Linked DNA regions of Homo sapiens: region 2 is linked to region 1. The links are chromatin contacts, found by Hi-C in ENCODE. All regions are on one chromosome and are shown on one strand. Each heading gives the region's core, a stretch centred on a gene start or an enhancer-like site at or near the end of the contact. The rest is flanking DNA. Distances are from core to core; before and after follow the strand shown. Region 1 holds the start of ZCCHC7 (zinc finger CCHC-type containing 7). Region 2 holds the start of CLTA (clathrin light chain A).

What was found. Hi-C counts contacts between places; a loop is a spot of excess contacts on that map. Pooled maps may share reads with other maps.
Region 2: a loop to region 1 is called in a map of naive thymus-derived CD4-positive, alpha-beta T cell, with 17 times the contacts of the local background. The contact joins the promoter of CLTA here to the promoter of ZCCHC7 in region 1. A Hi-C loop is called at or near these places in 1 of 168 maps with a recorded cell type or tissue (naive thymus-derived CD4-positive, alpha-beta T cell) and 6 of 50 pooled maps.

What each region holds. Positions count from the first base shown.
Region 1 is chr9:37,118,684-37,124,221 of GRCh38, reverse strand. It overlaps ZCCHC7 (zinc finger CCHC-type containing 7), which reads right to left and starts at 3,648. Exons shown (of 9, transcript NM_032226.3): 1 at 3,599-3,648. LOC105376034 (a long non-coding RNA gene) reads left to right here and starts at 3,822. Exons shown (of 3, transcript NR_188580.1): 1 at 3,822-4,426. RefSeq lists an enhancer at 3,907-3,986.
Region 2 is chr9:36,186,556-36,192,260 of GRCh38, reverse strand. CLTA (clathrin light chain A) reads right to left here and starts at 1,340. Exons shown (of 5, transcript NM_001833.4): 1 at 988-1,340. The coding sequence starts at 1,204. RefSeq lists enhancers at 1,145-1,364, 1,080-1,705.

The sequences.
Region 1 (5,538 bases), core at 2,399-4,898:
TGTGTCCAAAATCAGGGACAGCCTAAAGAGCAATAATGATGCCTATTTATTCTTTCTTCCACTAACAGCTATACACATAAAATAAAAAATAGTTGTTTTCTTAGTGTCCCAAATTTCTGCCCAAAAATACCAGGGTGTTGTGGTGGTAGTTCTGGTAATAGAACCACCTTAATCCCAAAAACCAAATGGACAAGAGCCAAAAATGTACTACATTCCTACTGGAGTTGTTTGTTTTCCAGAAACAAATAAACCCACCTGTAATGCTTTTCTTCTAAAGGGTATCATATACCTGTGCCCTTGTTGCACTGTCCTTCAGGTGGCTATGCTGTTACTGTCACACAAATTGAATGTGATTGTCTGAATAATGCTCACAGCATTCATCAGTTTATATTGAATTGTTAGCCTCAGAGGAATTCGAATAAAAGATGAATCCTTTCCTTTTTATTTAATAGGTAAATTAATTCTAAAAGAAGTCAAAGGAATTATGCTTCTTTCAAAATCCTCACTGGATCCATCCTGAGGATCCAGTGTGGACTTAAGACAAAACATAATTCCAGTGCAGCACAGAAAAAATTAAAAAGCCAAATTACAAAGTTACAAGTTTGTACTACTCTTGCAGCCATCCCAAAGGAAAGGGATTAAGAATAGAGCCATAGGCACACCTGTGAATGTATGCCAAAAATAAACTACAGAACCATAATAAAAACTGACTTCCTTGGGTCAAAGGATTTATCTCTTTCCCTGAAATGTAGAAAAATGAATTTAACAATTTAGCCCCTATGGCCTTTAAGAGGATTTTGTACCGTCTGTACTTGAAAATTGTGCTGGGCATAACGTGCTCTCTTATTTAGGTAGTTTATGTATGCCAGGGTTAAGGTCTGCCTAAGGTTGTTTTCGTTAATGTTACTGCTTTAATTACGTTCAAATGAATTTAATTTACCCTTTTAAAAAGTGTCTTGGAAGACAATATATGTTTTTTACACACACACGCACACGCACACACACACACACACACACACACACACACACACCCTTGACTCAGAAGGCTTTCTCAGCTTTTTTATCCCTGTACATGATTCCCAAGTATACTAACTAGGTAACAAAATCAGATTATCTCATACAGACTCCTCAATCTTCCCATCAGGAAACTGAAATACAAAGAGATAGGAAGCCTATTCAAGGTTATGCAGCTGGTTAAGAACACGGCTAGAAGTGATTCACATTTCTGTGATTCTCAGCCAACTGTTTACTAAAATTTTTAAACAAATTTCTTTTTTTCCCCCTTGAGACGGAGTCTCGTTCTGTCCCCCAGGTGAGAGTGCAGTGGCGCAATCTCGGCTCACTGCAACCTCCTCCTCCTGGGTTCAAGAAATTCTCCTGCCTCCGCCTCCCAAGTAGCTGGGATTACAGGCACGCGCCACCACGCCTGGGTAATTTTTGTATTCTTAGCAGAGACGGGTTTCACCATGTTGGCCAGGCTGGTCTCGAACTCCTGACCTCGTGATCCGCCCCACTCGGACTCCCAAAGTGCCTGGATTACAGGCGTGAGCCACCGCACATGGCCCAAAATAAAATTTTCAAATAAGTTAACTTCAAATTAAGATTTTTTGAAGAAAAACCTTCCTTCATTGCAATATTTGCATTGGTTCTAACACCTAAATTTACCTCACAAATATCCATTTTATGTCCCAGCAGAGTTTAAAAACTAAATGAGACATTTTAGGTGTAAGGAAAACACACGTTTGTCAGTTTGCCATTTAAGAATCTCCCAAGTTGGTACTCAAAAACTATCAATCCCATGACCAGAAAAGATGTTTCCTATATAACATCTTAAAATATCATGCAAATGAAACTTATCTAAGAATTAAAATACCTTAACAAATATAAAACAGCTATAGAATAACTGCAAAGGCTATTACCATTCAAAAGAGGGAGCAGTATTCATTGACTGAATTGTTTTAAACTAGACAACTTAAGGCTTATTTAAGCTTTCAGCATTTACTTAACACAGTCTTTAATCAATCCTTCTGCTCTCACAGTCTACCTACTGGTCATTCTGACCTTTTGCTCTTATTTACTTCCAAATATCTTTAGCCTCCCTAGATGTTCCTTCTTGATGACACACGCATCCATCTCCGGCCGATTTAAATCAAATCCACAGCCTCATTTTCAGTCCAATTTTCATTGGAATGTGATGAATACACTTTACTTTCAAAGTAAAATTTTTCTTACTCTTAGTAAGCTGCCCTGACAGGACAGTTGAAACACAATTGTCTAAAGGGTTAAAATGTCTGTCCATTTTTCAAATGCGATGGCCACTCTGAATCAAATCTGATTGGGATGGAGAATCCAAATGTGTAAAACAAAAGTCACAAAAGACAAACAGAGCACAGTATTTCAGTGGGGGAAAAAAAATAAGCTAAATTTAGTCACTTAAGTCCCAGCTCTTCTTGGGATATATATATGATTTTTACGAGAACTAATCCTATCCGGAAACATTTCCTTCACCTTTCCCTTAGCCCTTTTCCTTCGGTCATGCAGTCTCTTACCGTGCTAATTATCATATTAATATAATCCTCACTTGCGATCCTTCCTGACTTTATTCCCCATGCTCAGATTCTCCTGAAAGCATAACGCTTTCCTAAGTATACACACAATCCATTTAAAAGTCTTTGTATGCGACAGCCTAACTATTCAAACACGAAGTCATTTCTCTAACGGTCCTAGAAAAAATTTTAAAAAGAAAAAGAAAACCACAAAGTCAAGAGCTTCTGAGGGGACCTGAAAAGTCATCAAATTGAACGCTCTCGTTTTATAGTTGGAGAAAGGAGCTCAGAGAAACTTATTCACTGAGCTAAAAAGGCCCTACTAATGCAGCCCGTAATTCAACTGTGCAATCTGAAATAATCTTAAATTCAGCTTCAATAAGAGCTTTCTGGAATCGCCAGCGAATCCGTGGGGGAGCCACGGCTAGAACCCAGGCCTCCTGATTCCCAGCCACAGCTTTTCCACCGAACCAGCAGCTCTTCCCAAAAGTTGAAGGCAACTGTCCGCTCACAGGATGGGAGGGATAAAGGGCGCCTTAGTAAACACAGTCCAAGTCTACTCGTTTTACATGAGGAAAGGGTCACAGCTCCCGAAATTTTGGATTCTACTGCTGCAGCTGCTGCTTCTGACAGCAGAGGCGGGAGGTGGCCCAGGACTACTCGGTCCTCAAAGACTGGACTCTCTCTCGGCGCGCCGGGACCTCCGCGCTTCACTGACTGGCTTCCCTAGAAGACTGGGGGCCTTGCGGGGAAATAAAAAGGGCAGACACGCCACCCTCACCGAGGCCCTAGACGCCCAGCCGCTCTAGAATCACGGCATTAGCCCTTGGAAAGCCAGGGAGACGCGGACCCCCTAGACCCGCAGCCCGGCCGCGTGGGGCGGCGCGCAGGTGACGGACCAGGAGCTGCGCCCTGCCACGAGTGAGGGGCGGACGGGAGACGTCGAGGCCGGCGAGGGGGCACGCGCTAGTTCCACAGCCCGGCGGGCAAGAAGGAGGGTAGGCAGGGGTCCCGAGCCGCGGGCGGCGGGGGTCCGTCACACACATACTCACTGCCGCAGCTGCGAACAGGAAGCACCAACCGGGAACCAAAACGCGTAGAGGGACGGGGAGGGGCGAGGACAAATGAGGTAAGGAGGCCGCGTCCGCGCAGACCCGGGAGGGAAGGCACTTCCGGGGACAACACAGCTCTAGTCACCGCCTTTCCGTCCCCGCCCACCTGCCGCGCCTGATGTGCGCATGCGTAGTGGGTGCGAACCGTTCTCTGCCCCGCCCATAATTATTAGGTTTGCCTTCCTTGCTTTCCCCCTTCCCCTTCCCAACTTCTCTTGAAGCTACCTAGGCTGCATCTATTATTTGAATGACTCGTACGAAGGAGATGCTATTTACCGGGCAAAAGCCGGGGAGTTCGTGCCCTCTACCCCCGCGAGGAAAACTACAACCCCCATGAGGACACGGGCGAGGTTGAGGCCGGGCTCCGCCTCCTTCTCCCTGGCGCTCGGTGGACGCCTTCTCAGTGCCACGTGGCGCGGGAGCCTAGCTGATCGCGTGCATGACGAGGGCCAGCGTGGCTGGCTGCTTGGCCCGCAGACCTGGGCAGCGGGAAACGCGTACTTGAGAGCGCATGGCTTCAAGCTTCTCCCTTGCGCTCATGATCTTAGGCTGGTCGCTTTTTCTTTTAGGCGGAACACAGTTCACACTGGGCGCCTCCAACTCTCTGGAATTCTAGGCAACAGATTAACACTTTGTGAATCTCGAAGAGCTGCACTCCTGCTAAATATTGGAGTTAATGCTGATCCTTTGGAAGTCTCTGAAGGTTGCAAGATTGTGCTGGGAGCCTCTGGCTTCATTTGCCCTTCTCACACCTTATTTTAATACAAGGTAAACCCATCTGTAGAACTTTAGAAATAACTGTCGACCTAAAGGAAAAACTGAGGCAAAGTTAATATAAGTGGAGAATTTATTTGGGCCAAGTTTGATGAGGGCAACCTGGGATCATCAATTCAAGTTGCCCTTAATATGTGATCCGATAAGCAGCAGTTTCAACTGAGTTCTTTGTCTTGTGAAGCTCCAGGCTTAAAGGTATCGATCCTCCCACCTCTGTCTCCCAAAGCACTGGGATCACAGGCATGAGCCATTACACTTCTTGTAGCAGCTACGAGTGAATTTTTTTCTTTCTTTATGGTTTTTTTTTTTTTTTTTTTTTTTTTTTTCCTGAGACGGAGTTTCGCAGTTGTTGCCCAGGCTGGAGTGCAATGGCGCGGTCTCGGCTCACTGCAACCTCCGCCTCCCAGATTCAAGCCATCCTCCTGCCTCAGCCTCCGAAGTAGCTGGGATTACAGGCGCCTGCCACCACGCCCAGCTAATTTTTGTATTTTTAGTAGAGTCGGGGTTTCACCATGTTGGCCAGGCTGGTCTCGAACTCCTGGCCTCGACCTGCCAAAGTGCTGGGATTAGAGGCGTGAGCCACCGCGCCCGGCCACGAGTGAATTTTTAAAGGAAAAAAGAAGAGGCTTTTGCTAAACTACATACCAAGAATTGACACTAAAATAACATAAGCTATCCATTGGCTACACATTGTTCTTTCTATCACAAATTTTAGGAACACGAAGATAAAGGGTGATGCAGGTACTGGGAAGAAAAGAACAAAATGCCTTTAAACAATTGCCACACACCCCTACCCCCCACCCCCACCCCCACCACCACCTACATGGGATGGTGCTAACTGAAGTACCATACTCAAGTCCCTCTGGGCCTGATAAAGTTTGAATGCCTGCCTGGCTAATGGGGTAGCTCTCACCTGTTTGGGAGCCCGAAGTGGGAGGATAGCTTAAGGCCGAGAATTCGAAACCAGCCGGGGTAATATAGCAAGACGCTGTCTCTACAAAAAAATTTAAAAATTTAAAAATTAACTGGGCGACTGGGCGCAGTGGCTCACGCCTGTAATCCCAGCACTTTGGGAGGCCGAGGCGGGCGGATCACCTGAGGTCAGG
Region 2 (5,705 bases), core at 91-2,590, 930 kb after region 1:
TACCTACCTGGCTCCTTAAGGTTTGAATTTAGGGTAGACACTACTCCTATATGCCCCAGTAGTGCCCTATTCTCCCTTAGTTGGAATTTTTTAAGTGAATGAAAAGCCGTATTTCATTTCTTCTAGCTAAATTTCCTACTTCTTTGTATTATTAAGTAGGTCTTTTCCACTCATGATCCTAAGCATCACACACAGGTTAAGGCATCCAAAGGTCAAACTGCCATCCTACCTGCCCCATTTTTACTTGAGTTTGGCTGAGAACATTCTCTATTCACCTCTTCATCCCTCCCTGATTGGTTTAGGCTAATCTTGGGTTCTGCTTAGGCAATATTGCCTACCAAAGCTGTTCCCAGAGGAAGAGCTCCAGAAGTCCTAGCTGTAAATCAATCGCTCAACGATAGCAAACTCCTACCGCGCTTGGCAGTTCTTTCTCCAGACCTAGATCATCTTTCGAGTTCCCTACTCCCTCCTTCCTCCTCGTAATCCAACACTCTGTACACCTTAAGTGCTTAAATGCTGAACTGCATTGCTACTTTTGTTTGTATCTCTCAAAAACGATATTTCCATTCTTATTTTTTTCCGCCCTCCTTTTCTAATAACGAGTTCTGTGCTCGGCTCAGACTTATAAGCTTATAAGTCTGGAAAAACTGCGCCAATGCGGTTGCTTCAGAGACCGGACTAAAGGCACAGCAAATGCTTAATGAAAAGTTGCTGAATTGAACGGGCTTCTTCCGGCTCCGGAGCCTGCCACCCTACACTTGCTTTCTCGCTCCGCCCGCGCCCAGAAGCACTCAAACATGCTGAGAACCGAACAGGCTTCTCGAGCCTAGGTTTCTGAAAGACCGGGCCAGGGTCTCGTTTCCTGTTTGCACTGCTCCCTAACCTCCTAATTCAGCAAGGAGCACGAGTCACACAGAAGCTCTCGGACCCACTGTGGACCGAGTTTCCAGACAAGTCCTCTCGCCCCAAACGCGCCCGCACTCTCACCCGGACCCCCCGGCGGCTCGCCGTGCGGCTGGGGCCCGGGGGCGCCGCCGTCCAGGATGGCGAAGGCCTCGTCGTTCTCGATGCCCGCAATCTCGCTCTCTTGCTGCGCCAAGAAGGCCGCAGCCGGGTCTTCTTCGCCGGCGCCGGCCACTCCGTTCCCCAGCGCGGGACCGCCAGGGGCGCCGGCAGGGGCGCCGAACGGATCCAGCTCAGCCATGGCGGGCAACTGAACGGCACGGACACCAACGGTGAGACAAAAACCAACCGACCCACCGACACCACGCCCGGCAGCCACCGCTGTGGTGCCGACTGGGAGAGGAGGACAAGCGCCAGGAGGGAGACGGGTAAAGCGGAAGCCCTACCCGTGTATCCGGTCGGTCTAGGCGGTGTTGCAGAGCCGAAAAGGGAACAACCAATCAGAGGACAACAATGGTTCAGGAGCTACCCAATCAGCAAGTGGAGGGGCGGTCCCCCTAAAACAACTCGTGACTGGGGTAGGGCGGGAGGTGAGGGAGGTGAGCTGCGCGGGCCCCGGGAGGCGGAAGTGCTGCCTGATAGGGAGCGTCCTACCCACCCCGTCTGCTGGAGCTGGACTGACCAGGGACGGCCACCCCTGAGGGGACTCTAGTGCTGCACTGGGAGGTGAGGTGAAGTTAGGGCAGCGACGATTGGCCGATTACTGAAGAGGCATGCCACTTAGGCTTTCTGAACCTCAGTTTCCTCATTCGTAAAATAGAAACAAGAATCCTGCTCTTGCGCCCCCTCCCGGGATTATTAGAAGATTGAATCCTAAAAAAAAAGAAGAAGAAGATTGAATCCTTTTATGGATTTGAGGGTCCCTGGCTTTATAAATTTAAAATATTTAATTCTTTCAGCCAGCCTGGATTATTTGCTCCCTTAGAGCCCATAGATTTACTGTAATTGATTCAGTCCACTCCGATTTTTCTCGCCCATAAGTATTTTTATTTAAAAATGAATATATCTTATCTTCTTCAACGAAGCACTTTTGCAGCCATTACGTCTTTTCGGAGCTAGACAGAAGTTACTAAACCTGGAAAATTCCTTAAGGATCACTTGCTTCAAAGGGAGACACGGTGGCCCTGCTGTTCAAGGAGCGTCAGTGACCCAGAGAGTCAGTGACCAAGAGGAAACGCCTGTCTCCTGGGGACTTCCAAGATACTAGCTACAGTCTCTTATATTTACACCTTTCCTCCCTAAGGACAGCAGGAAAAAGAAAGTTCCGTGTTTCTTTTTAAATCAGGGAGATGTTAATAGCTACATGGCTCATTTTGTCTACACCACAGAAATAACAGTGGTTCCAGTTAATCATGCTCATGTTGAGGGGGAGTGCTTATGCAGGGGCCACCAGAAGACCCCTCTCCTTCACTACCACCACCACCACCCTAAGAAATGAAAAGCCAAAAAAAGAAACCAAAAAACCAGAGGTCAACAAGAAGCTTCCAGAGGTAGTCAGCAGGGGACAAGAAAGTGTTTTTATAAAAAACGCACATATCTTTGATGACAAAAAAAAAGGGATAGCTATGAAGGAAAAATGAAGCAAATAAAAATTATTTAAAGCATATATTTACTTAAAGCATAATTTTAAAGTCATTTAAAGTATGAACCATAGGAAAGTGTTGAAGAAAAACATTTAAGAAAGTTAAAATGTTAGGGTCTGCAATTGATTCTGTTTCCCCTTGTCTGTTGTTTTATGCTCATCCCTAACATACATTGGCAACAGTGCATGAAGTATTTTCACATTAGCCTTGACATAGTCTCATGAGGAAAAGAGGGGCAGGGACTACTATGAGAGAGCCCAAGGAAGACAACTTTTAGTTGCTCACAACAGTAGTAGCTCCGGAACAGACAGCATTCTTTTTGGGGAAATGCATGACTTTGGGAGAAACTCTCCTGTGATTCCCTTGCTAGAGGAGGCATTACATATTATGCAAAAGCAACAAACAAGTATACACTCAAAATTGGAGGAATAGCTGATGTGTTTACGGATGATTTCACAGAGGTGGCTTGGAGCTCAGTTTTGAAATATGGGGAACGTTTAGAAGAGTCAATAATGAGGGTCTAATGTTAGTGTCATGTAAAAGTTCAGAGGTGGGAAAATGTTTGGCATGTTTTGGGGACAGTGAGTAAATTAGTTGGAGTCTGAAGAGCTCAGCAAGATGAATAATTGAAGGAAAATCTGGGGACAGATTCTGGAGCCCTGAAAGCATTCCATGTTAAGGAATCTTAATGGCAATAAGGAACCATAGAAGGTTTCAGATAAAGGAATGTTTTGATCAACTGCTGCTTAGGAGGTTAATCGGGTCCCTGGTTGCAGGATGGATGGGGCAGAGGCTGTGGGCAGAGATGTCAGGAGTGACATGATGAAGGTCTGGGCAGGGCAGAGGTATGGAGCTGAGTGGGGAGCGTTGATGGGAAAGCGGGTCCCAGTAGGGAAGTGACTAACTTGGTGACCGACCAGAGGTACGGGCTGGGAAAAAGGCAAGGGGAAAGGATGGGGTCATAAATCATGAATCTGTGAAATTGCCAGAACCATTAGTTTGAGGGCTTTGGGGGAGCCCAGGTGATTGCTGGGAGACAGAAGATTTAGAAGATGTCCAGGAACTAGAAGTGTGTAGCCTGCCATGATCCCTGGTGGACTGAACAAAGGTGGGTGGGCAATGGGAATAAAAGACAAGACAAAAGAGTATATTTGGAAGAAGGGGTCAGGGGGCACTTTGCCTCTAGTGGACAAGGGCCCTGAGTTTTACACATCCCTCCGTATTTCGTAGGCAAAAGAGAGCGAGAAAGGGGGGGTGATTGTCGGTAATTGTCAGTTAGAGGTTTGGTTCACAGCAGGCTTGTGAGACTGCATCTTTTGAACAATAGGTGCTAGATTTCTTAGATAACTTCAAGGAGCCCTGCACCAAGGAGTGATGTCCATCAGCAAACCTTTTGGTGGCAGGTGCAGTGTGTTTGCTCACATCCTACATTCATGATAAACAGTTTGCTGTTTGATCATATAGCCTCCAGTGGAATGCTGAGTTGGTCACGATCCCTTTGGCCTTTTCGGCTCCCAACAGAAGTGTGTATAGGAGAGAGTGGGACCACAGATGGAGACTAGAGAGGGAAGGACTGAGGCCTAAATCTTGGAGGATGGCTATATGTGAAGGAGGTAGAGGGGTGGGTCAGAGAGATTGGAGAGGGTTCAGTTAGAGCTGGGTGATGGAAGTCAAGCAGAGTTTGCAGAAGGAAGGAGTGACTAGCAGAAAGGTGAAGAATGAGAGCTGAGCAGATGCTCTTGGCCATCAAGTTCCCTGGTCACCTTGGTGAGAGAGATGTCAGTGGATGCCAGGAGTGGAAATCAGTTTGCACTAGGTTGAGGGATGGAAGCATAGTGGACATCTGTTGGTTCTGCCTGCCTACATCCAATTCCCTTTGTTCTGATACCAGCACTCCAATATTCCTTTGGGGAACCATTCTTCCTCATTTTCAGTTTTGTGGTTTGGATTGAGTGGACCACCCCCATGTGACCCAGGCCTGGCCAATTAGAACATCCCATTCCCTGCCCAAATGATTGGGAATGGACAAGTGAGTCAAACCAGGCTCATGAGGCTCAATTCCAGGACTGTTACTAGAATCTTAGGGAAAGAGCTAACTCTTTCTGCTGGAGCTGACAAGCAGGCAAAGTGTAAGCTTAGAGCTTCTTGTGGTCATCTTGTCATCAAGAGGAGAGATTGAGAGTGAGAATGAGGTCAACATGGAGGAATGCAGAGAGTGAGAAAGACAACTTCCTGTTGGTATCATTGAGGACCTGGATTCAGCCATGCTTGAAGTGAAAGATCTACTTCTGTACTTTTTGGCTCTGTGAACAAATAAATTCTATTTTTTTTCCCCTTAAGACAATTTTGAGTTGTGTTTCTGTCATAAAGAATTCTGCCTAATCCAGGCCAGGCACAGTGGCTCACGCCTATAATCCCAGCACTTTGGGAGGCCAAGATGGGTGGACCATTTGAGGTCAGGAGTTCGAGACCAGCTTGGACAACATTGTGAGACCCCGTCTCCACTAAAAATACAAAAATTAGCCAGGCATGGTAGTGTGCACCTGTAATTCCAGCTACTCAGGAGGCTGAGGTAGGAGAATCGCTTGAACCCAGGAGGCGGAGGTTGCAGTGAGCCGAGATCACGCTGCTGCACTCCAGCCTGGGCAACAGTGTGAGACTCTGTCTCAAAAAAAAAAAAAAAAAAAAAAGAATTTTGCCTAATATAGAATGAGAAGTGAGGGCAAATTTAAATGTAGAAGACATTAGAAAACTTTGCAGCCGGGCACCGTGGCTCACACCTGTAATCCCAACACTTTGGGAGGCCGAGGAGGGTGGATCATCTGAGGTCAGGGGTTCGAGACCAGCCTGACCAACATAAAGAAACCCCGTCTCTACTAAAAATACAAAATTAGCTGGGTGTGGTGGCACATGCCTGTAATCCCAGCTAACTCGGGAGGCTGAGGCAGGAGAATCACTTGAACCCAGGAGGCGGAGGTTTGCGGTGAGCCGAGATCACGCCATTGCACTCCAGTCTGGGCAACAAGAGTGAAACTCCGTCTCAAAAAAAAAAAAAAAAAAAAAAAAAAGGTTTGCAATGAGGGCCGGGCATGGTGGCTCATGCCTATAATCCCAGCACTTTGGGAGGCTGAGGCGGGCAGATCACTTGAGGCCAGGAGT